2 separate regions of the Homo sapiens genome follow, and region 1 is linked to region 2. A link is an interaction called in ENCODE POLR2A ChIA-PET data of the cell type or tissue named here. Cell type or tissue: GM12878. All regions are shown on one strand. Each heading gives the region's core, and the rest is flanking DNA. Links, peaks and the distances in the headings are about the cores only. Region 1 overlaps PLCB1 (phospholipase C beta 1). Region 2 overlaps TMX4 (thioredoxin related transmembrane protein 4).

Region 1 (11,480 bases), core at 2,197-7,196, 150 kb after region 2:
AGGATTTAAGAAAAAAAAATTAAACTTACCATGCTTTCAAGTTTGTCATTTTCTTTCTGGCTTGAAGCCCAGCCCTGGAACCAGTAAGAGTGATTCATCCACTTTTAGGAGATGGACGACTCCAAGTGATGAATTAGAGTAAATGTGTGCTAGAAGAAATGGTGCATGCAAATAAAAGATGGCATGCCAAGCTTTTAGTGGGGATTTTTTTGCATAAGATCATTTGAAGGTACATGAATGAATGGTACATTCATGATGCTACTTAGAGGGCCACTTTTTAAAAAATATTTTTTATCTGGCAATTAGTTTTAGGAATCTGCCACATGTACCATAGAGATAATCTCTCAGAAAACAAAAAAAAAATGTGATACCTTTAAGTTTATCCCTTGATTTTATACACTGTGTTTTCCATTGGTTGGGAAGCTTGCATTGGTATTTATTGTAATATGCCTCTCTTCTTCCTTTGGGCTTCTTCCAATATATTCCCTCTTTGGTCCACGAAGCTTATACCAAAGCACTTGGATTAGCAATCATCTGAGGCCTAGTCTGCTCAGAGGTGAGCAGAAATCCCTAGCAGAGGGGATTTTACAAGTGTTTTTTATTTTTCTTTTTTATAGCATTGGAGGTAAATGGCCACATTTTATGATGTTCTATGCATGTCCGTCTCTTGTCATGGCTACATCAGATCTTGTATCAGAGCCACTTATTTCAAGCCACTGGCTTTCCCCTCTGTAGACAATGACATGCTACCTTCCAAAACCCCTCCTTTGATTTGTCACCACAGAAATGATAGGTGACAAAGAAGACAGCACAGATGATGAATTTAGGAATTAAAAACTAAAGCTAGCGAGTCATTTTTAGGTAGCAGAAATGTGCTTTAGTGAAACACTGACAGGATGTTTGGAGTTGGTGGAAGCAGATAAATATGAATATCATTTTTAGGGATAAATGTTCATGCTTTGTACCAGCTCTGGACTTATTTTAATAATTCTTTTCACTGTATTGTTGGCTCTGTAAATCTTATTGAATAAAATGAGCAAAAATGAGTTTCTGAATATGACTATTTTAAGCAGAGTGGTTTTTCTTGTGTAAGTGTAGGTGATGTGAAGAGGATGAATTTATCTGTAAGTCATGGGTGAGAAGGGAGTCCTGCACAGCCTGAGTACTTGAGAGGTGGCCTACATTAGGCTATAACTTTTCTTTGGATCCGTGCCATGTGAACACTAGAAACCAACACAGGAAGTGTTAGCTGTGAAAACCATGTGAACTATAAGAATCTGCTCCACCGGTTTTGAAAGAAAGGCTAAAGAAGAAAAAAGTGTCAATGTTAAAGAGCTAACCAAAACCTATCCTGCTAGAATATGAAAAAAATTAGACCTTTGCCTTGCAACCTGATGCCCTGCTTCTGTGCCAAGGTTGGTGTAAAAATAAAACTAGTCACCACTAGTTCAGATCCAAGAAGTTCAATATAGTTCAGTAAACCCTTCCTTGTCTTCATAAAACTGGAGCTTGGGGGAAGGGAAAAGGAACACATCATTAAATTTGAAAAGGAATGGGAGGAAGAACACACGGTTTGCATGAAGAACTCCCATTACTTTCTTTTTTGTTACAAATTTTATTTGTTTTTAATATTGTGGATAATATACAAATATCTTTTTATCTGTAAAATAGTAAAGCAATGTAACTATCTTTAAACTGCACTCTCCCATTGACTCCAATCCTAGTTCTCTATTCAGAGTCAACTAATAGTAATAGCTTCATGGTTTCTTCCTAGGTCTCTTTTAAATAAATTTGTGCATGTGTAACTATGGAAATATTTCATTTTGTTTTGCTTATGTCCATTTTTATACTAAGTCACATCATATTAACCATTCTACAATTTCCTTTTTACCATATAGTGTGTCTCAGAGAACTTTTCAAGTTAGTACATGTGTGTCTATATCATTCCGTTAAATTGGCCTATCTTAGGGAATTTTTCATGTTAGTACATGTGTATGTATCACATTCTTTCATATTGCTCTATCGTATGTTAAACAATTGATTACCACATTTTATTTAAGAATACAGAAGTTCTCACTGGTGGATTCTTGGTGTTTGTCTCTAATTTGGGGTTACAAAGAATCCTATAATATGGAGTAATAGTCAGCTGTGTGTAGCCCTCTCTGGGAATATGGGTCAGGGATTCCCTAAGGTAAATGCTCAGAAGTGCGATTGCTGATTTAAGGCTATACCTATCCTAAATTATAATGAATGGCTGTACCATTTTATAACCCTACCTGTCTTATATGAGTGGAACTGTTTTCTTAAGCCCAACCAACAGTAATAGGAAATATTTTAATTTTTGCCTAACTGATGCAACTGTTATATCACCTTGTTTTAATCTGTCGTTGCCTGATTTGCTAGTAAACTGTGTATATTATCATACATTTATTGATCATTTCAGTTTTTCCTTACATGGATTGCCTATTTATATCTCTTGCCCTTGTGTGGACAGTTCTCTGTGTATTCTAGATGTACTCCTTTAGCTGTTATAAATGTTGCAATTACACTCTTCCTGTCTGTGGTTTGTCTTTGACTTTCTTAACATCTAATTTATGGGTAACAAAAGATGACTTGAAGCTTTAAGTTTTCATGTAGTTACATTCCAACTACCTCCCCACTTTTTGCTTCCTTTAAGATATTTCTGATTCCTTCTCATCACCGTTATTAATCTAGGTTTTTAATCCATATGTAATGTATTATGAGGACTGGTGTAAGGTGGAGCTCTAACTTCAATTTCTTCATATCACTCGTAGAGCTGACATTTCACTACCTGGTTTGGATGGCCCAAAGATCTGTTATGTTTTAATGCCTGTGGACTGCTGGGTTCTGATTTCCTACTTCATTCTTATCTCATTTATTTTCTGCCTTTCTTACTTTGTGGTTCAAAATTGTAATTCTTTTTGTTTACCCGTGATCCTATATTAGAGATTTAAATTTATACCTGCATATTTAGTCATTTCTGGAGACTTAGGGCAAGAAAGATTGGTTCTACCATTCATGCCATCTGCCATCTTGTTCTGCCCTGTGAATTTGCATGAGACACCATTCTGGATGTTTGTACAGAGTGATGATTCAGTTTCCATTAATGGCAACCATAGATAGTCTTCTCTTATGATAACCTTAAATTTCTACAGAGTTCAAAAGCAAAGTTTAAAAGTTAAATATTTACATAAGTCACAGTAACATTTTTCAGCATGAGTCCAGAGTTCAAAAATATTTTGAATGATGCATCATAAATGTCAACAAGAAAATCTAGTGATTTCCTATTAAAAATAGTCTGGCTTCCATAAAGAACTACTGGGTACCACACATTTCATTAATGATTTTTAGCAGTGGGGCTTTCTCTTTGGGATATGCTTCTCTAGGGTATCCCAAAATTGTCAACTTTGACCCTTCTTGTGTATAGTAAATGGGATAGGTCATTCAAGAGTCCACTGAGTGATTAAATGCAATGATGTAGTTATAAATTTAGAAGATAAGTGCTATTTATTTTATTTGGTAGCTTTCTCTAAAAGTTGAAACAATAACTTACATTATCTGGGAAAAAAACCAGCAAAATTCACGTGAGGATTGCTTTGTGAGGGCTGGGATTGTTCCTTGGCCTGGAGCAGTGTGTCAGTCATTGTTGACTAAGCAGCAGCATCTGGGGACTAAGTCCTTTCCTTCACCTTCCTTGAATTTCCTTCACCAGTATTGATGATATTAATAGCTAAAACAGACACAGTGCCATACCCACACCCTCTTCCTCACCACTCCTGAGAACATAAGCCGGGCTCCAGTGGCTGGCCAGTGCCTGCATTCTTTTGCTTTGTCTGGCTACTAGAACTCATGTTGCTACCCATGCAGCTGCCCAGAAGTTCCTGGCAATTCACACTCACCCTCACCAATGGGATTCAGTGGATAAATACCACAGCTCCCTCACCTCTTGGGTGGGATAACTTAAAGGTGCATTCTTTATATTATATCCCAGAACTCTCTAGTGGGATTAAGCCCAGTTACCCACAGTGGCAACTGGCTTGAAAATGTTCCCCTTATGGGCTTCCTTCCCTTCCTGTCTCACTTCTCCACTCCTGATTGTGTTCTAAAACCACCTCTAAAATAAACTACTTTTACTAGAATCCTTATCTAGGAACTGCTTAATGCAGATGCATAGTGCTTAACAACTTAATATAGATGCCCCCAAATGAAGGGTTTTAAAATGATTCCTTGGTTAAGAGAGATTGGAACATATTAAGTGAACACTTTTATTTGAAGCCAAGTCTGATTTTCCTAAAACAGTCCTAATTTGGGAAGCCCAAAGCTGGTTGAGGAAACCAGCTTTGAAGCTGTGACAGATGTGGTTTGTCACAGTCTGGCTCTGCTGTGTATTTAATGAGTCACCCTCAGTGAATCTCTTTAAAAATCAAAGCCTTGGTTTCATTATCTATAAGGTGGGTATTACTCTCTTAGTGTTGTTGTGAACATTCAATGTGTAAAATGAATGACTTAGCATAACACCTGCTACTTTGTAAACTCTCCATCCTTTGTGGTGGCTTTTATTATTGCTACATAATAAACAATGACTCTCTGACCAAACAATTGTCCATAAGTATTAGAGACCACAAAAATGTGCTGTTTTGAAAACCAAGTGACCATTTATTTATGTATATCTTTTTATTCCTTTTTTCTTCTTCAAGGCAACACTGACTTGTTTTCTATTTAGACTCTGCTGTGGTCTTTTGATCTGAAACATTGAAGCTTAGGTCTGTTTGGGCAAATAAGATGTTTATTTATGTATTTCATAATGTTGTGGGAACAGAGCCATGGAAGGCAAAAGAAGGATTTATTGTTTAAAAGACTTTCCCTCTGGGGATAATTTGCTAATAAATAGTCCATCATAGGTGAAAGTTTCTTGGACCCTTGGAAATTTGAAGCATCGTATGGAACAACTTTTAAGATGATTTAGAGGACTTTGATAGGAGAAAATTGTATTATTCACAAGAAAAATTGGACACAATCATGGTTGCCTATGCCTTTTTCCTAAGATAGTCACTTTAGGATTGTGACAACTACATGGGCATCAGGCCACTCCTCTTCCTCCCTACTGACCAAGACCTTAGAGATTAAACTTTTAGTGTTTTTGAGGATAGTTTAGCCACTAAGCCAAGGTTCAGATTGCTGAGGAACAAATCTATCCTCACCATATCAACTTCCAGGTTAAGTTTTTCCATTTTTATTAACATTACCTTCTTTTCACTTCTGTGACTCCTCAGAGATTTTGCACCAGTGAACTCTGGCTAGCATAGAATAGACATGTCATGATGCCTTAGCTTATGTAGACACAACATACAAATAAATGTTATTAGAATGGAATCATTTACAAGTTCTTCTTAGAGGATGTGATGTATGATTTTTTTGGTAGAATTTCTAATTGAAGTGTAGCCTTTTAAAGTATATTTTAAAATTAGGCTAGTCATTTTGAGATGGTTTCATTGCAGCTTCTTTGGAATCATTTTTAGAGTAGAAATGCATTAGTATAATTTTTATGTCACAATCACCACACTTCATTATGGGCATAACAACAGCAATGCTTGTTTTAATATATTGTAACCAGAGTTTAGAAACATGTAATACCACGAAAATTCATTACTCCTAATATAATTTAATTACAAAATTGTTCCTTGGTTTCATAAGTTGCATATATTTAGCTCTTCCCACTACTTTAGGAGAAATTAAATTGGATACTTTCCATGCTATGAAGCTATTATAATGGAATATTTGTACTTTTTGATGCCAAAAAATGGTTCGAGCCATTGGATTGGCAGAATATGTGAAGGAAATGCATTCTGCATATTGTTCATAATTTTACTTCCTGTTACGGAGAAAATTCCTTTGACTTTGTTACAAATAGAATCCCCGGGTACTTGGTATTGATATAATGCCATGCTCTTTTGTTTGAATTACAAATGTTGTAGGTAGAGTAGGCATTTTTGGTTGTTCTGTAGTTCATTTTCTTGCCAACTCAAGATTGTTGATGGTACTGATGGAGACATTATTGTATTAGTCCATTTTCATGCTGCTGATAAGACATACCTGAGACTGGGCAGTTTACAAAAGAAAGAGGTCTCACCCACAACATACGGGAAATCAAGCTGAGATTTGGGTAGGGACACAGCCAAACCATATCATTCTGCCCCTGGAGCTTCCCAAATCTCATGTCCTAATATTTCAAAACAAATCATGCCTTTCCAACAGTCCCCCAAAGTCTTAACTCATTTCAGCATTAACTCAAAAGTCCACAGTCCCAAGTCTAATCCGAGATAAAGCAATTCCCTTCTGCCTATGAGCCTGTAAAATCGAAAGCTAGTTACTTTCTAGATACAATGGAGGTATAGGCATTGGGTAAATAGAGCCATTCCAAATGGGAGAAATTGGCCAAAACAAAGGGGCTACAGGCCTCATGCAAGTCCAAAATCTAGCAGGGTAGTCAAATCTTAAAGCTCCAAAATGATCTCCTTTGACTCCGTGTCTCACATCCAGGTCACACTGATGCAAGAGATGGGCTCCCATGGCCTTGGGCAACTCCGCCCCTGTGGCTTTGCAGGGTACAGCCCCCTTCCTGGCTGCTTTCATGGGCTGGCATTGAGTGTCTGTGGCTTTTCCAGGGGCATGGTGCAAGTTGTAGGTGGATCTACCATTCTAGAGTCTGGAGGATGGTGGCCTTCTTCTCACAGCTCCACTAGGCAGTGCCCCAGTTGGGACTGGGGGCTCCAACCCCACATTTCCCTTCTGCACTGCCCTAGCCGAGACTCTCCATGAGAGCACCACCCCAGCAGCAAGCTTCTGCCTGGACATCCAGGTGTTTCCATACATCCTCTGAAATCTAGGCAGAGGTTCCCAAACCTCAATTCTTGACTTCTGTGCACCCACAGACTCAACACCATGTGGAAGCTGTCAAGGCTTGGTGCTTGCACTTTCTGAAGCCATGGCCCATGTTCTATATTGGCCCCTTTCAGACACAGCTAGAGTGGCAGGGATGTAGGGCACCAAGTCCCTAGGCTACACACAGCACAGGGACCCTTGTTCCAACCCACAAAACCATTTTTTCCTCCTAGGCCTCTGGGCCTATGATGGGAGGGGCTGCCATGAAGACATCTGACATGCCCTGGAGCCATTTTCCCCATTGTCTTGAGGATTAACATTTGGCTTCTTGTTACTTATGCAAATTTCTGCAGCCGGCTTGAACTTCTCCTCAGAAAATGGGATTTCCTTTTCTATTGCATTGTCAGGCTGCAAATTTTCTGAACTTTTATGCCCTGTTTCCCTTATAAAACTGAATATCTTTAACGGTACCCAAGCCACCTCTTGAATGCTTTGCTGGTTAGAAATTTCTTCCACCAGGCCGGGCGTGGTGGCTCATGCCTGCAATCCCAGCACTTTGGGAGGCTGAGTTGGGTGGATCACCTGAGGTTGGGAGTTCGGAACCAGCCTGACCAACATGGAGAAACCCCATCTCTACTAAAAACACAAAATTAGCCAGGCAGGGTGGCACATGCCTGTAATCCCAGCTACCTGGGAAGGCTGAGGCAGGTGAATCACTTGAACCTGGGAAGTGGAGGTTGCAGTGAGCCAAGATCGTGCCATTGTACTCCAGCCTGGGCAACAAGAGTGAAACTCCATCTCAAAAAAAAAAAAAAAAAAAAGAAAAAAAGAAATTTCTTCCACCAGATACCCTAAATCATCTCTCTCTAGTTCAAAGTTCTCTAAATCTCCAGGGCAGGGGAAAAATGCTGCCAGTCTCTTTGCTAAAACATAACAAGAGTGTCCTTTGCTCCAGTTCCCAATGAGTTCCTCATCTCCATCTGAGACCACCTCAGCCTGGACCTTATTGTTCATATCATTATCAGCATTTTTGTCAAAGCCATTCAACAAGTCTCTAGGAAGTTCCAAACTTTTCCACATTTTCCTGTCTCCTTCTGAGCCTTCCAAACTGTTCTAACCTCTGCTTTTTACCCAGTTCCAAAGTTGCTTCCCCATTTTTGGGTATCTTTTCAGCAACACCACACTACTGGTACAATTTACTGTATTAGGCCGTTTTCATGCCACTGATAAAGACATACCCAAGACTGGACAATTTATAAAAGAAAGAGGTATAATAGGATTACAGTTCCACGTGGCTGGGGAGGCCTCACAATCATAGTGGAAGGTGAGAGGCACGTCTCACATGGTGTCAGCCAAGAGAAAAGGGCTTCTACGGGAAACTCCCATTTTTAAAACCATTAGATCTTGTGAGACTTATTCACTATCATGAGAACAGCAGAGGAAAGACCTGCCCCCATGATTCCATTACCTCCCACCAGGTCCCTCCTACAACACGGGGGAATTCAAGATGAGATTTGGGTGGGGACACAGCCAAACCTATCACTTGTCAAGCTCTTTCTATATTTAATCAGCAAGACAAGTCTCTTTTTGTCTTTTGGGAAAATAAATTTAGATTGATAGTTGGATTATTTAAACATTTATCACACACACACAAAATATTAAAATAAATAATATAATTACTTTCTTCCACTTTAAAATATTTTAAATTTACTTTAAGTAATTTAAAAGGCAAAAATGCAAACTTTGAACAACTGACTTATTAGGACGTTGGTACCTATTATAAATAAGTTTCTCAAATCTAGCAAAGTATGTAATATTCACTAATTTACTTTGCACATACCTTTTTATCGTTGTTATCATTATCCTTGTTATCCTTAGCATCACCAACAGCAAACACATATATGCTGTTTTATCCTTGCCAGACACAATTCTAATAATATATAGTCTGTATATTTATAGCATATACATATTTTTATACATATATTTATATAGTATATGTAGCATAGGTATACTTATAGTCTATAATAGTATGTATATAGTGCATATATGCTACATATATACATACATAGTGTGTCTATATGCCGTGCTACATATATACATACATAGTGTGTGTATACTTACACATATATATAGTGTGTGTTAACAGACCTATGCAATTTCGTCATTTCCATAATCCTATGAATGACAGTGCTACTATTATCTACATTTAAAAGTGAGTAAACTGAAGTGTGAACAGAGGTTATGTCATGATCCCTGGTTGTACAGTTGGTTAATGGCAGAGTCAGGAATAGAAACAACAGTGGCAGTGCAGTCTGGCTCTATGTTCTGGCTCTTAACTTTTTGCTGTTTAAAGAACCTGTTTAATATGTAAAGTTAAGTTTGCCTGCAGGATTTTTTTCCTTGGATTTGTTTGAAAAAGAAACCTCAGTAGGCCTAGTACATTTGCTAGGAACAGACAAACTGTATGAAGAAGGTATTCTCAAGTTGGGCTGCACAATGAAATCACAGGGGGAGCCTCAAAGGACGCTGCTGCCTGGGCTTCCTGTCTCCAGAGAATCTGACTTAATTGGTCTGGGGTGTGGTCAGAACATTGGACTTTTTTTTTTTTTTTGAAAGCTCCTCATTTGATTCTAATGTACAGCCAAGGTGAACACAGATAGAAAGCAAGCTGACCTTACAAATTAATTCAGTAAACTTCCTGAAAGGATGTGCTCACTTTGCCTTTCCTGCCTGTGACGTGGCCTACTTTCTACTCAGAAGTAACACTCCACATGAGCAACTACAGGCCCTACCAGATTCTGAATTATTTGACTATGACTGGATAATATTCCTTACACTGTGCTTAGTAAGGCAATAAATTACTAGGATTTTTTTAGAATTAGTCTCAATATCTAAGGTTGAATCAAAATAGTTTTTTTATTATATTCTGTCGATGAAAATTTTTTTAACTTTCCATTCCCTGAATGTTACAGGTATTAGCTGTTTGTTTTATCGTTACCAAACATGTCCTCAGAATTCAAGTCCTGTTTATTAACCTTATATTTGTGTTTTTTGAGACCCTTGTTTAGATCACAGTACTGTGTAAATTCCATACTTAATTAAATTAGCTGCACCCTTGAATGAGTGAATGTGGTTTTAAGAATGACCTTATATAACTATTTTATTTTATAGCTAATTTTTCATTTCTGGGATACAAAGGCAGATGTTATCTTATTAAATTGTAGCATTATGTCATTTCTTATCAATTTGTAGGAATCCTTCCTTAACTGAGACATACACTCAACTGGGCAAACCAGAGAGAGCTAGATAATTTCAGGTGTGATAGGAAGTTTGCCTTTCATCACCTCTACATGATACATTTCAGAATAGTAAAATTCACATTTCTCCTGTTAGAATGTTTGGTTTTTTATTCTGCTTCTATAGGGAATGGGGATTGTGGTAATGATTTTTCATGAGATTTCTCCCTGGCATTGTGCAAAACTCCACTTAGGAACAGTGGTCTGAAAATTATATTGCATCACGGCAAACAATGCACCTGTGTGAAATGAATGCTTAAGTGAAAAGTTTTATGGGACAGAGCTAGTTGCTATGCTAAGAAACTAATGACTGTGCTGGTATACATAATGGATTCTATTTTTAGATGAACACTTGGTCCTATAGCATGGCTTCATTATGCAAGAGGACAGAAGTTTCAGCGTTATATTGTGAATATTGAGACATTAACATATCAGAGTATATGCCTTCTTAGATACTAAAGTGACTTTTTCATATATTTTAACCCTGACATAGTTCATAACTAGAGGAAAAAAGTAAAGAACAAAAACAGAATTTCAAAATAATTTCAGGTTTCTGGTGTTTGTAGGTTGAGTTTTTCCAACAGTTGACTGCAAGGAAAGGATTCAAGTTCAAGTGGTTTATTTGGGAGGTGACCCCAGAAAGTGTGGGCAGGGCCATGGGGAAGTGAGATAGGCAAGGGAAGACAGCCATTAAAGGGTGCACTATCAAATAAGTTACCATGGTGTACAAGTGAAGCTCCGTCCCATTGGAGAGCCCTGGGAGACAGTGCAGAGAGGAGAGGGAGCAGTGGTATACCCACCAGTTCCTAATAATCAGTGACTGGGGGCAGCTCTCTCAGGGGTTATTTTCTCAGCTCTTCTGCCAGCCTCTCCTGGAGACTGAGGGGCTTCCAGGCCAGTGGGCCCTAGGCTTTGAGAAATCCCTCAGACATAGATGCAGCTGGAAGCTGTCCGTTGGCATACATGAAAACACATGGGCACCACCAGCAGCAACCACTCTGGTGGCTTTAATTTCTGGTAAGTCAGACTTTTAAAATCTATATCGCAGTGTGCAAACTGGAGCCTGCACCCATTCACGAACAGTTCTTGCTTGGCCTGTGCAAATAATTAAATACATAAACATGAGTTGCCAGCATTTAAAAATCTGCAGGTTCATATACAGATCTGGATTTCTCAAAAAATCAGAAGGCATGGAAATGCCGGCCGACATACCCCCATGGCCACATTTGGCTGGGGCAGTGCAGCAGCTGCCTGCTTTAGACAGGGTGTGTGGTATGCAAT
Region 2 (11,480 bases), core at 3,407-8,406:
AAAGAATTCTGTATTTTATTTCATTTCAGACCAAGTGGATTCCAAAACATCTCAATTGTATTTAAAAGGAAACACAATGCTCTGGATTAGTAAAAGTCAAAGTCACAAAAAGAAACATTTACTACAAAAATTTGTCATTGTACATTGGAAAAAAAAGTTTTGTCACCAGTAACATAAACACGAGTGACCCAAAAATAGGTCAACTGAGGATTGTAACAAGCACTTCTAAGCGCATTTTCATCTCTCACATTGCTCAGGATTTCACCCTGGAGGGAACAAGGGTATCCTACAGTATACTTCCAATTCTAACTTGCCAGGGGAAAAAGTACTGTTATTCCTAAATACTTAAAAAACTAGTATATGCCTTTGGTTTAAGATAATTATTATGAACAGCTTCATACATTACTTCTTACCTAGCTATAGTTCCTTATGACCAGCCAAAAATTTTATCTAAAGACAGTTACGGTATTAAGAATGTATATTTCATTTGTATGTTTTTTTAAAATGGAATGAAGAAATTAAATAGTATCTCATCACCTCTTAAAGTTTTTTACTTAGATTTTATTTTTATCAGAATAAAGAGACAAGATTTCTATTAAATGTTAGGTATCACTTAAAGTGATTTTTTAACTTGCTCTTTTGTATGTTCTTAGTCATCACTGGCTATGACAATAAATAAAGAAGTAAATAAATAAGTAGAAAAATATTTCATAAAACACATTTAATTATACAATATATAAAACATTTCCAGATTCAGGAGGCTTTAGTCTTAAGTCTTTTAGAAATTGCACCTCATTTCAGAAAACATAAATTATCTTTACAAATAAATGTACTCATGAAAATCAGTGAGTACCAAGAAAAAGTATCAAAGTCACAGATGGTCTCTGAGGTTTTTCTGCATCTTTCTGGTTCTGGCTAAAAGGAATAACAGGAGAGTTCTTCCCAAAATTGCTAGATTAAAGGGTATAATAACTTTATGTCTCTTGATATGAATTGCTATGTTGTTTCACTGACTACTGTACCAATTTACAAGGCCATCAATTAAGGTTTATTAAAATAAAGACCAATAAATCATATCACCTCAAGATTACTTTCATTTATGTTTGTCAATATTTCTTCAAATGACAGCCTATGTGGAATATTAACAATGAGGTTGCAGCACCCAACTCAGACACGAGTTCAGTTTGCTGTCTGGAATAATATTCTGTCATATAATGATATATTCAGTAAAATCAACAACAACAAGATCCAGAACAGTCGAAGTCTTCCTTGGATGATGACACGCTACTAAATCCCTGTAGATCCAACACCATAAGAAATTCATCTCAAAAAAAAAAAAAAGTAACTTCTGGGAGGCTAAAAGACATCCGAAAACTCTGGGTCTCATCTCAGTACTCCAAAAATGTCTTCTAACCTTTAACACTGATTCTATGACGTGTCCAGGAAAATTTTCATTACCTGAAAATTAAAACATGACCACTTGGAATACAGAAGCACCATCTGAGGTTGTGGCTTCAGGGTTTAATAACATTAAGTTAAATGTGGATCTTGACAAAGAATTTGAACATCATAATAGCAGCTTGTCTCAGGATAATAGTTCAGTGCAATAACTTCAGTAAGCTTGGAAGAAACAAGTATACTCCTAAGCTTTTCAGTAAAAAGGATAAAGTTAGGCCACAAAGCCTTCCAAAATTTCTACATGCCTTTTTTACTTTAAGGGTAACTTCCACTTTAAAATGAAGACTGTGACACAACATAAAGTAGGCACAAACAGAGAATGCAGGACAGATTTTAACACTGTATCAGAAACCTTATCTTAAACACATGCAGCAAAAGAAAGAAAAATTAAAAGCTTAGAGAAAGAAAAAAATTATGGAAGAGAATTACATTTTGATAAGCCAAAACACAACAGAAATTATTTAGGTTCAGTATTAAGAAAACAGAGATAGCTAATAGCTATCTATTAGCCATTGTTGTACTATTTATTAGCATGTTATCTTTGTCATGTTACTAAACCTATCCTAGCCTCAGTTTTCTGAGTAAGACAGAGATAAACAGTTTGTTCTTCACAGGGTTGTTATGAAGCTAAAATGCATGTAAGTGTATAGCACAATCACAGGCTGAAGTAAATGCTTACTAAATGTTGTTATTATCAACAAAGAGGGTAGCAGAAGGAAAACACAATGAAAAAAAGGAGAATTAACCTTACTTTTGAGATTGAAATAAGGTTGTCAACATAATAGAAAACAAGATAAAATTTACATTTATAAAATTTAAAATATAACACTAAAGTACAGTAAACTAAATTGGCTTCTGCATTAATCAGTAGTTTTAAAGACAATGCTTACACTTGGCTGTGGCAGGAGACTGGCTTACCTCTAATCTAGTGAAATAGCCATCACTCAAGGGTGATGAGCAGCTGCTGTTTTCCTGACCTTGACAACTAAGCTCATCTGCATGGAACAGAAGGTTCAAGTATATACTCATTAAATTTAATTTCCCAAAGTCAACTCAACTGACACATCACCTGATCTACGCAGTATTAAACAGGCAATGTAATGTAACCTAATCTAAGGGCTGCCCTTTCCTCGGCTTCTACATCTCAGCCATAAAAATGCAACATGATTATAGTCTCTAGTTTTGATGACATTGGAGATGGGCAGGGAAGTGCTGGGAGGGGAAAGATGGGCCCCTGGAGAGGGCTCCACCCTCGGGGCTGTGCCCATGGACCTAGGCGAGGACAGGCATTTCTGTTTTTGTGCCCAAATGTTGCATTTCCCAAGACCACCCTGGCCTGCCATGCTCCCATCCTGTGCATATATAAACCCTGAGTCTCTAGCAGGCACACAAACAAGCAGCTGGGAGTCAAGAGGAAGACATCGGCAGAAGAACACACAGCGGCTGGACATCGAGAGGACATTGAGAGGAGCACACCAGCAGAAGAACACACCAGCAGACACTGGCAAGTCGACCCGCAGAACAACGGAAAGTTTGGCCAGGGTAGTTGGAGGACAGCCCAGCCGCTGGGTGGCCCAACTCCAGGGGAAAACCACCACCTTCCCACTCCATCCCCGTTCTGGCCTCCCCATCCACCTCGCTGAGAGCTACTTCCACTCAATAAAACCTTGCACTCATTCTCCAAGCCCACATGTGATCCGATTCTTCTGGTACACCAAGGCAAGAAGCCCTCTGTCCCTGTGATAAGGCAGGGGGGTGTCTAATTGAGCTGACGAACACAAGCCACCTATGGATGGCTAAACTGAAAGAGCACACGGTAACACACGCCCACTGGGGCTTCAGCTGTAAACATTCACCCCTTTATGCTGCCGTGGGATCGGAGCCCCACAGCCTGCCCGTCTGCATGTCCCCCTAGAGGTTTGAGCAGCGGGCACAAAGAAGCAAGCCACACCCCCAACGCACACCCTGTGAGGGAAGAAGGGAACTTTTCTCGTTTCATTGATAAATCTGAAATCTTACCTTGCTTAAAATACTTAAAAGAATATCTTAATAGATCTACTGATGGAAGAGTTATAAGAATAACTAAAGAGTATGCATGACACTTCAAAATTATTGTTTCCCCTCTTTAAATTTTACTTACAGGGAAAGAATTGAAATTATTCCTTACTAGCACTTCTGTGGCAAGGCAAGAATACACTAACGAAGATCTGCAACCAAATAGAAATTTGTATACAGAAATACACAGTAAAGTGCTCAACTGTGGGGAAAAATAATATCATTTCAATGAGTTTTTACTATTCATTCAAGACGTTAGTGTTTGTAAAAAGTAAATAAATAAACTGCTTCCAAGATAGAGGCAAACTGCCCTGGAGGCTTGCCAGTGAGTTAGTATCACATTAAGACAATCTTTCTACACTTGGCTACCAGACCCTCCTACTTCTCCCTCTCTATCTCACTAACTTCTCATAGGAGAAGTTCCTTCTCCTATGATGGAACTTCTTCTTCTTTTTTTTTTTTTTTGAGACAAAGTTATGTTCTTGTTGCCCAGCCTGGAGTGCAATAGCGCTATCTCGGCTCACTGCAACCTCTGCCTCCCGGGTTCAAGCGATTCTCCATTCTCCTGCCTCAGCCTCCCAAGTAGCTGGAATTATAGGCACCTGCCACCACACCCAGCTAATTTTTTGTATTTTTAGTAGAGAAAAGGTTTCACCACATTGGCCAGGCTGGTCTTGAACTCCTGACCTAAGTTGATCCGCTCGCCTCGGCCTCCCAGAGTGCTGGGATTACAGGCGTGAGCCACTGCACCTGGCTGCAACTTCTTTTTTTCTAAATGTTGCAGTGGCCTGTTCTCACGACTCTGGCACATACAGATCATAGATAATCTGAATTTTTCTTCTAGCTCCAATGCCAAGTATATTGATGGTCCTCAAACTTACATCTCTAGTTCATCTCTATTTGGATATCTATTTAACATCCCAAACTTAGCCCCTGTCCCAAACCTACTTCTCCTCAGTCTTCTCCATTTTCTCCTTTTCCACCCCATCTGGCAACCAATCCATCAGAAAATCCTAGTATCTCAAGAATCCCACCACTTAACACTGCTGTTACTAGTCCAAGCCACCATCTTCTCAACTCTGGACTACTGATTTACCTCCTAACCATTCTCCCTGCTTTCTTCTGATCCCCTGTAGTCAATTTTTTCACATAGCTGCCAAAGGAATTATTTTAAAATATAAATCATATCATATCTCTCTCCTGCTCCAATCTTCCAGTAGCTCCCTATCATACTTTGTAGAAAATCTAAACTCCTTGTCATGGCCAACAAGACCTCACAGGGTGTGGTCCCTAGCTACTTCTCCATCCCCATTTATCTCAAGTACTCCACTGGTGGTCCTATTGTTCTCCAAATAAGCCAAGTACACTCCTACCTGCACATGGTGTTTGCTCTGCCTGGAATGCTCCTCCCACAAAGGTTTTTGAAATTTACTTCCTCAATTTATCAAGACCTCTGGCTAAACAGGTCTTGATAAATTGAAACCTATTTATCTCTGGTCCTTCCCTGGCCATCCTAACTTAAGAGGTAGCTCCAATCATTTTGTACATTTTTATCCTACGTTTTCTTCATATCCCTTACCACCATCTGACATTATTTGCCAATTTTCTTTTGTTACTATTTATCTCCTCCACTAGAATGCAGCTCCATGAGGAGCAAGGCCTCTGTCCTCCTTATTCACCTTTGTATCACTGGTATCTAGAACAGGGCCTGTTTATGGTAGAAACTCAAATACTTGTTGAATAAACACGTTACTTCTAATCGCTATTAAAAGATTAACTGAAAGCATTAAATTTGTAATTCAAAGTAAAATTATAAATTTAAAACAGTATAATATGAAATGAAATATTTTCTATGTCTCTCAAATAATCATGCATGTAGAAGTTTATCTCCTAATTTTTATTTATGAGTTGCACTTTTAAAATTTTTATCATTTAAAATAATTCTAGAGCCTCTGCCTATAAAAAATTGTTCAAACACATAAAATAATAATCTTTTATTAGACTTTGTTTTTTCAATATTCCTACAGAATACCAGAAGTTTTTCCTTCTTCTTTTAATATTTCAAGTATATATATTTCAGATATACATAAAACCAAGTCAACATTGAATGTATTAAAAATATTTCTTAAAATCAATTTCTCTCTTATTTCATTATCAAGAAAACCTAATCAATTCATAATGTTAAAAATAACTGTAAGTCTACATTTTTAGAAGGAAAGACTATATTTAATTAAACATAAGATTTGTGAACCCATCACAAGGCTGTTTAATTCTTTTAATTCAAATTATGCTATAAATTCTGAGCAGGTGTGCCAAATTACTGAAATGCAAATTGACCAGCTGCATTTTTAAGAAACCCATCATAAAATGTGCATGGTGCCCAGTAATTAACAAGTCTTATGCCTGAATTTAGTTTACTTAAACTCTAAAGATGAAAACAAGTTTCTGGCAAAAATGCATCTGCAATGATTTAGCCTCCAAACAGAATTAACTTATTATAACAGCCAAAACCATGAACTAATAGCTTTTATTGTCCATCTCTAGATGGAGGACAATGCTTACAAAGATAGAGGAATGAGGATTCATGGCTTTTAATAGAAATCTCGCTCCACGGGTTTGCTGACACATCAATTTTAACATGTACCATCTATTCTGTTATCCAAGTAACTGGTACTTCATTATTTAAGTGTTTTTTGAACTCACAGTTTATTATAGAAAATGAATGTCTACACTTCTATACCCATCTTCTTTTTGCCCTTGTAAAAGGATGAAAGGATGCAGTAGGTATAAATTGAATGTCAATGAAAAAGATGACTGTTAAAATTTGAAAATAGCCACATTTTAGAGATTTAGATTATAAAAGGCCATCTTTTCTTCTCAGTTTATATATAATATACAGTTGTTTTAAAACTACAAACACAAATTTATTGTATATATCTTTTCAGAATTTAAAAGTCTCTGTATCACTCCACTCTTTGGGGTAAAAATGATTCATTCTTGTGAAAACTTATATCATTCACAGCTAATCAGTGTAGACAGAATGACAGAACTAGAAATTCACTCTCTGGAACCACAGTGAAATATAATATCTGATTCAGGCAAGAGCATCATGGATCTTAAAACCCCAAAAAATCATCCCAGAGGTTACTTGCTAATCACAATGTGAGATCCTTTCTTCATAATTGAGATACTTAGTGTCACCACCATATCCAAGTGCTCAAAATTAGCATTACTAATGGTGATAGCATATCCCTTCTAATGAGATGTAATATGAAGTCACAGCATCATCTTAGAAGTACTCTTGCCATAAATGTCTAAGCTAAATCATGCACCTAAACTCTCAGTTTGCAGAAAATACTCGTATAAGTTAATATTCCTATAAGTTCCATGTCACCATAAGGAAACACCTAGGAAAACTGTAGCTTTTTCTTTTCAGAATATCAATGTCATTTTAAAAAATGAGGGATAATTGTTGATTGCAAGAGACTAAAAAGACTTAACAACCAAATGTAATTTATGAACCATGATTGGATCCTCAGTCAAAAAACTGTAAAAAAAAAAAAAAAAAAAAAGACACATGGGAAATAATTAAGAAGCCTTTAACGTGCTAAAGAATTGAAGGGTAAATTATCATGATGTCGATAACTTACTTTCAAATGATTCAGCAAAATAAAAATAGAAAAAATAGAAATATATATGCAAATATGTATGTGCAAACACATACACGTAAAGACAGATCCAAGTATGCAAAAAATGTAATCTGCTACTTAAAGGTGGCCAGTTCATGGGTAATCAATATCCCAGACTCTCAACTTTTCTATATGCTTGAAAAAAATTCAAAATAAAAAGTCGGTAAACTTTTGCATTTTATGTGCAACATTCACAGTACCTGGTTCTTGAATGACATCTACCTTCCCCACACTGATCTGAAGTATTTCACCATTCTTTGCAAAAGCCTCCCATTCTGAATCAGTCTGCTGGCAGGATGGACACCATGGGGCGTAACTATAAGAGAAGAATAAGAATTATATTGATAAATATACAGAAGAAATCTGCAAAACAGAGAAATCGAGTATTTAAATTAAAAAATAAATTATTAAAAAAGGGAAATTATAAAAGGAGGCTTTTCCAAAGTCATTTGACATAGAAAAACAGAAGCACATTGTCCCCACTAGGATTTAATGTATGAATGTCAATTCTATAGGAAAAAATTTGGCCAAAGTTTGAGAATATTTCCAATAATTATTATTATCCATAAACATTTTATTTCAATGCTATTCATACAATTATGTTTCTCTCCAGATAGCTTTTGATCTTTGAGGGTAAGAGCTCTTTTTAGTGCCCCACTAAAGGAGAACAATTTTCACAGGGTGACCCTAAACTAGCCAAACCAGTTTCAAATCCATCAAAGCTACAGATCTGATGGGCAGAGACCAAATCTGTTGTTTGAGCATCCTCAAGAATGTTTCCAAGATCTGTGGTAATTCTGAACATTCTGAAAAGGAAAGTAGAAGCTATAGGCTAAACCCGCTCTACCCAACACTTTCTTAAATTTAGCAGAATTTAAAAATACCTTGGCTTTCAAGTCAGAACCCTACTTTTTACAGTTATTTTTCATTCAATAAATACTAAGAAAGCATTATGGCAGAAGCTGAGGCTACAATTGTGAAGGAGATTTGGTGCCTCCTCTCCTTGTGGACGGTACAATCCAGAAATGAACAGAGATAAGCATGGGGGGCAAACATCATATTATTCTTATTTTTGCGTCTGTTTAAAATTTTTCATAATAAAGTCTTGAATAAATAGAGAAATATACCAACTTGTGGGTAAGCAGGCTGAGCATTTTTAAAATGCCAATTCCCTCCAATTTATTTTTCATTTGTTCCATTCCTGAATTGTTTTTACAAAATGTGGCACCTATTATTTCTGTATTAAGGGAGGAAAGGGGCCAGGGGAGAGAAAGAGAAGTAGAAAAGAATGCCTGCCAATAGAATATAACACTCACACACACAAAATGCCTTAGGAAGGGAAACAAAGTAAGGGGAAAAGTACAAAACTGATCAAATCCTGTAACAAGATTTAGGCTCAAAGTTGCCTGTCAGGTCATCATTTACAAATCCCTTCAAAATTCTGAACTGTGCAAAAGCATGCTGGTAAGTATCATTAAAAAAAAAAATCAATGCAATGACACATATAAACCAACTTTGCTGAATAACAAAACAAAAAACAAAAACTGAAATTGGGCAAGATTTTGATCTTTCGCATTATAAAAGATGAGTCAGGGGTTAAAAAGCGAAGACTAGGGGAAGGAATGCATTTATTTCACAAAAAGTACTGAAAATTAGGCAGAACCCAGAAGAGAATGGACTACCCAAAGCCAAAGCATTCATTACTTTCTCCAGACAGGCCCCAGAAGCAGCAAGACTTAGCAAGCACAGTTGTTCACCATCTCTAGAAAAGACTACTATATAGCTAATTCCAAGATCATGCTAAAACATCATTAATCTTTCCATTACAGCTCACTGTCCAAATCCTGAGATCCAGAAGACAGGAACAACAAAATAATCTGCTGACATCTTTGAATGTAGATTTTTTTAAACCTTCGTGTCTCTGTATTTCCAAGGCAAAGTACATTCTTGATATACAGTAGGTGTTCAATAAATGTTTGCTGAATAAACAAGTGTATCAACTTTAATGAAAATCATATTCTTCATCTGAGAAAATAAGTTATTTTCTATGTAGTTTCTAAATATCCAAGTTAACAGATGAGACTCAGGCAGTTGGCAAACTTTAGGAAAAAAAGGAATTCTGAATTATCAAGTACATTTCAACAAGCGTTCCATGATGTTGGATAAGAGTTCTGCTATAACAATCAGAAAGATCAACCAGGAATTAATCATGATATTCTGGGCAGGTTAATAATCTCTCCATGCCTCAGTTTCCTCAACTGTAAAATGGGATAATAACAGTAGCTACCTTAGGTTACTGAGAGATCAGATGAAATACGAAGCAGGCACATATTTATTTAATAGGAGCAACCATTAATACAAATTTCATTTGTAATACTGCTTGGGGTTCAAGACACTTTTACGATGCATTAGCTCATCTGACCTTACAGCCTCACTGCCAAACAGACAAAGCAGGTATAGAGATGTGCTTAAGACCACTCAGAGCAAGAACACAGATGGAGGTATTTCTTTGATAAAAATCGTCAAGGAATATAAAACTTCAACATTCAGAGGGAGAAAGAAGTTATAAGAAAGTAACAAGAATAAGGAAGTTATCTTGAAGTATAATATAATATAATGAACTTCAGATCCTCTTTATTTCCCTAGGACGCTCTTTGCATATAAATCACAGGCACATTTGCTGCATCAGTAATTATGTTTCATAATTTAAAAAATACAGGACTTAATCTCTAGATAGGCTATTACTAAGTTGGTTTTTGGTGAAACTGACCTTCAGATATACAATTATAATGCATCCTCGGATATGCCACTGAGGTAATTTTAGATATGCCATTTCTACATAGCTGCTATACACTGGTCTGTGGCATTGTTAATGCCATTATTTCACAGATTTAATCACAGCTGATTTGTGTTGGAATGCACCCAGATGTTCTTTCAGTGGTAGAGATAAGCCAGCTCTGAGTCTTTAGCATGGGAACTGGTCCATTGTTGCTGCAGTTTTTAAAGTTTTTAATATTCTTTTGTATCTAAAGAACAGTAATTTGTATAAGAATTTAGAAACTAAGTAAAATATCTCCAGGGACAAAATGAATGCAAGGATCAGTCATGTGACCTTCATGCTCCTCTCTCACTCTGTGTACACATAGATACATATATATATAATTTATGTATATATGCATAAATTAAACACATCAGAAATAATTGAACATGATCTTCATTAAATTTATTTCAAACTAGTTCACACTGGCAATCTTCTCCTAAGAACTATAAAAGATATGACCTGCCATAACTTTGTCTCTTACACATAATCCTTAAGAGCCTCCAAGAGCAATTAGCTCCATTATAGTCATTTAAACTGTAAATTGTTATCTTTTCTACTGAACTTTTGTTGACTTGTTTGCAGGTCACAGTGGTATGTAAAATTAGTAAACTTCATAAACATATTTGAAATATATTCCAGATAGCCAAAAAGCTCTGGTAAATTACACCAACTTACATGTCAGTGCAATGTTTTTAACCATTTCTGGGAAACAAAATTCAACAGCATGTTTTTGTTGTCCACGTTTTTTGTTCAACAGAATGTTTTTGTTGTCCATGTTGTCCGTGTTTTGTTGATGGAACGAGGTTGAAGGACCTTGAATCTTTTATTCCATGAACTTACTGAATTTGGTTTAAGATTTCATTAGGTGTGCTAAATATTTCAGAGAAGGACTTACTTATATTTATTTCCTAGAAAGGAAATTTTATTAACGATAAATTTTTATTTACCAATAATGAACAACTCTTCTTCTGTCTTGACTCTAATTTCACCAGTGTTTCTCAGTACACTCTCTTTTCTCCTGACTTTTTCTTATCTTTGCAGAAATGAGACAGTCAATAACAGATCCAGTCAATTTTCACTTAGTAGAACTTTGATCAAAATGCTCAGAATACTCAGCAACAATGAAGAGGAAAGAGGTATACTAGGTTCATCTTTCTATGACTTAATAAAGGAAACTAAATCAAAGTGTCAACAAAAGATGCCTTAACTACATCAAGTGTTATTCTTCCTTTTGGCAAATGTGGAATGACCCATGAATTGAAAGCCTTATGCTCAAATTTATTTCTTTGGACAATAATTTCTAGAACGTGTTATCACAAAAGGTAGAGGAAACATAAAAACTGGCAGCTCTATGAAAATCATGACACCTGCTAGAGAAAGTGGAATTCATGACTTTCACTAGAATTAACACTCCACGAAAGCAGTGACTGCTGCATGACTTGCACCACAGAACAGAA

What was found. ChIA-PET counts read pairs that join two places held together with the same protein. Peaks named below come from ENCODE experiments on the same cell type or tissue, not always from the same donor. Only the 100,000 strongest peaks of a DNase experiment are listed, where the experiment ranks them.
Region 1: POLR2A ChIA-PET joins it to region 2 with 6 read pairs; 2 of 35 experiments call an interaction of 5 or more read pairs at or near these places.

The regions. Positions count from the first base shown.
Region 1 is chr20:8,152,285-8,163,764 of GRCh38, forward strand. The region is part of intron 2 of PLCB1 (phospholipase C beta 1); the gene reads left to right. Among named protein-coding and RNA genes, the nearest start is that of PLCB1, 26 kb to the left of the region's middle. RefSeq lists enhancers at 3,133-3,277, 3,138-3,282, 3,173-3,317 and cis regulatory regions at 3,199-3,212, 3,205-3,216, 3,239-3,252. In GM12878, for the core only: no CTCF peak of the experiment used is centred there; a DNase peak (open chromatin) is centred at 4,427.
Region 2 is chr20:8,002,798-8,014,277 of GRCh38, forward strand. TMX4 (thioredoxin related transmembrane protein 4) reads right to left here. Exons shown (of 8, transcript NM_021156.4): 2 at 7,403-7,518. Among named protein-coding and RNA genes, the nearest start is that of TMX4, 11 kb to the right of the region's middle. In GM12878, for the core only: no CTCF peak of the experiment used is centred there; no DNase peak of the experiment used is centred there.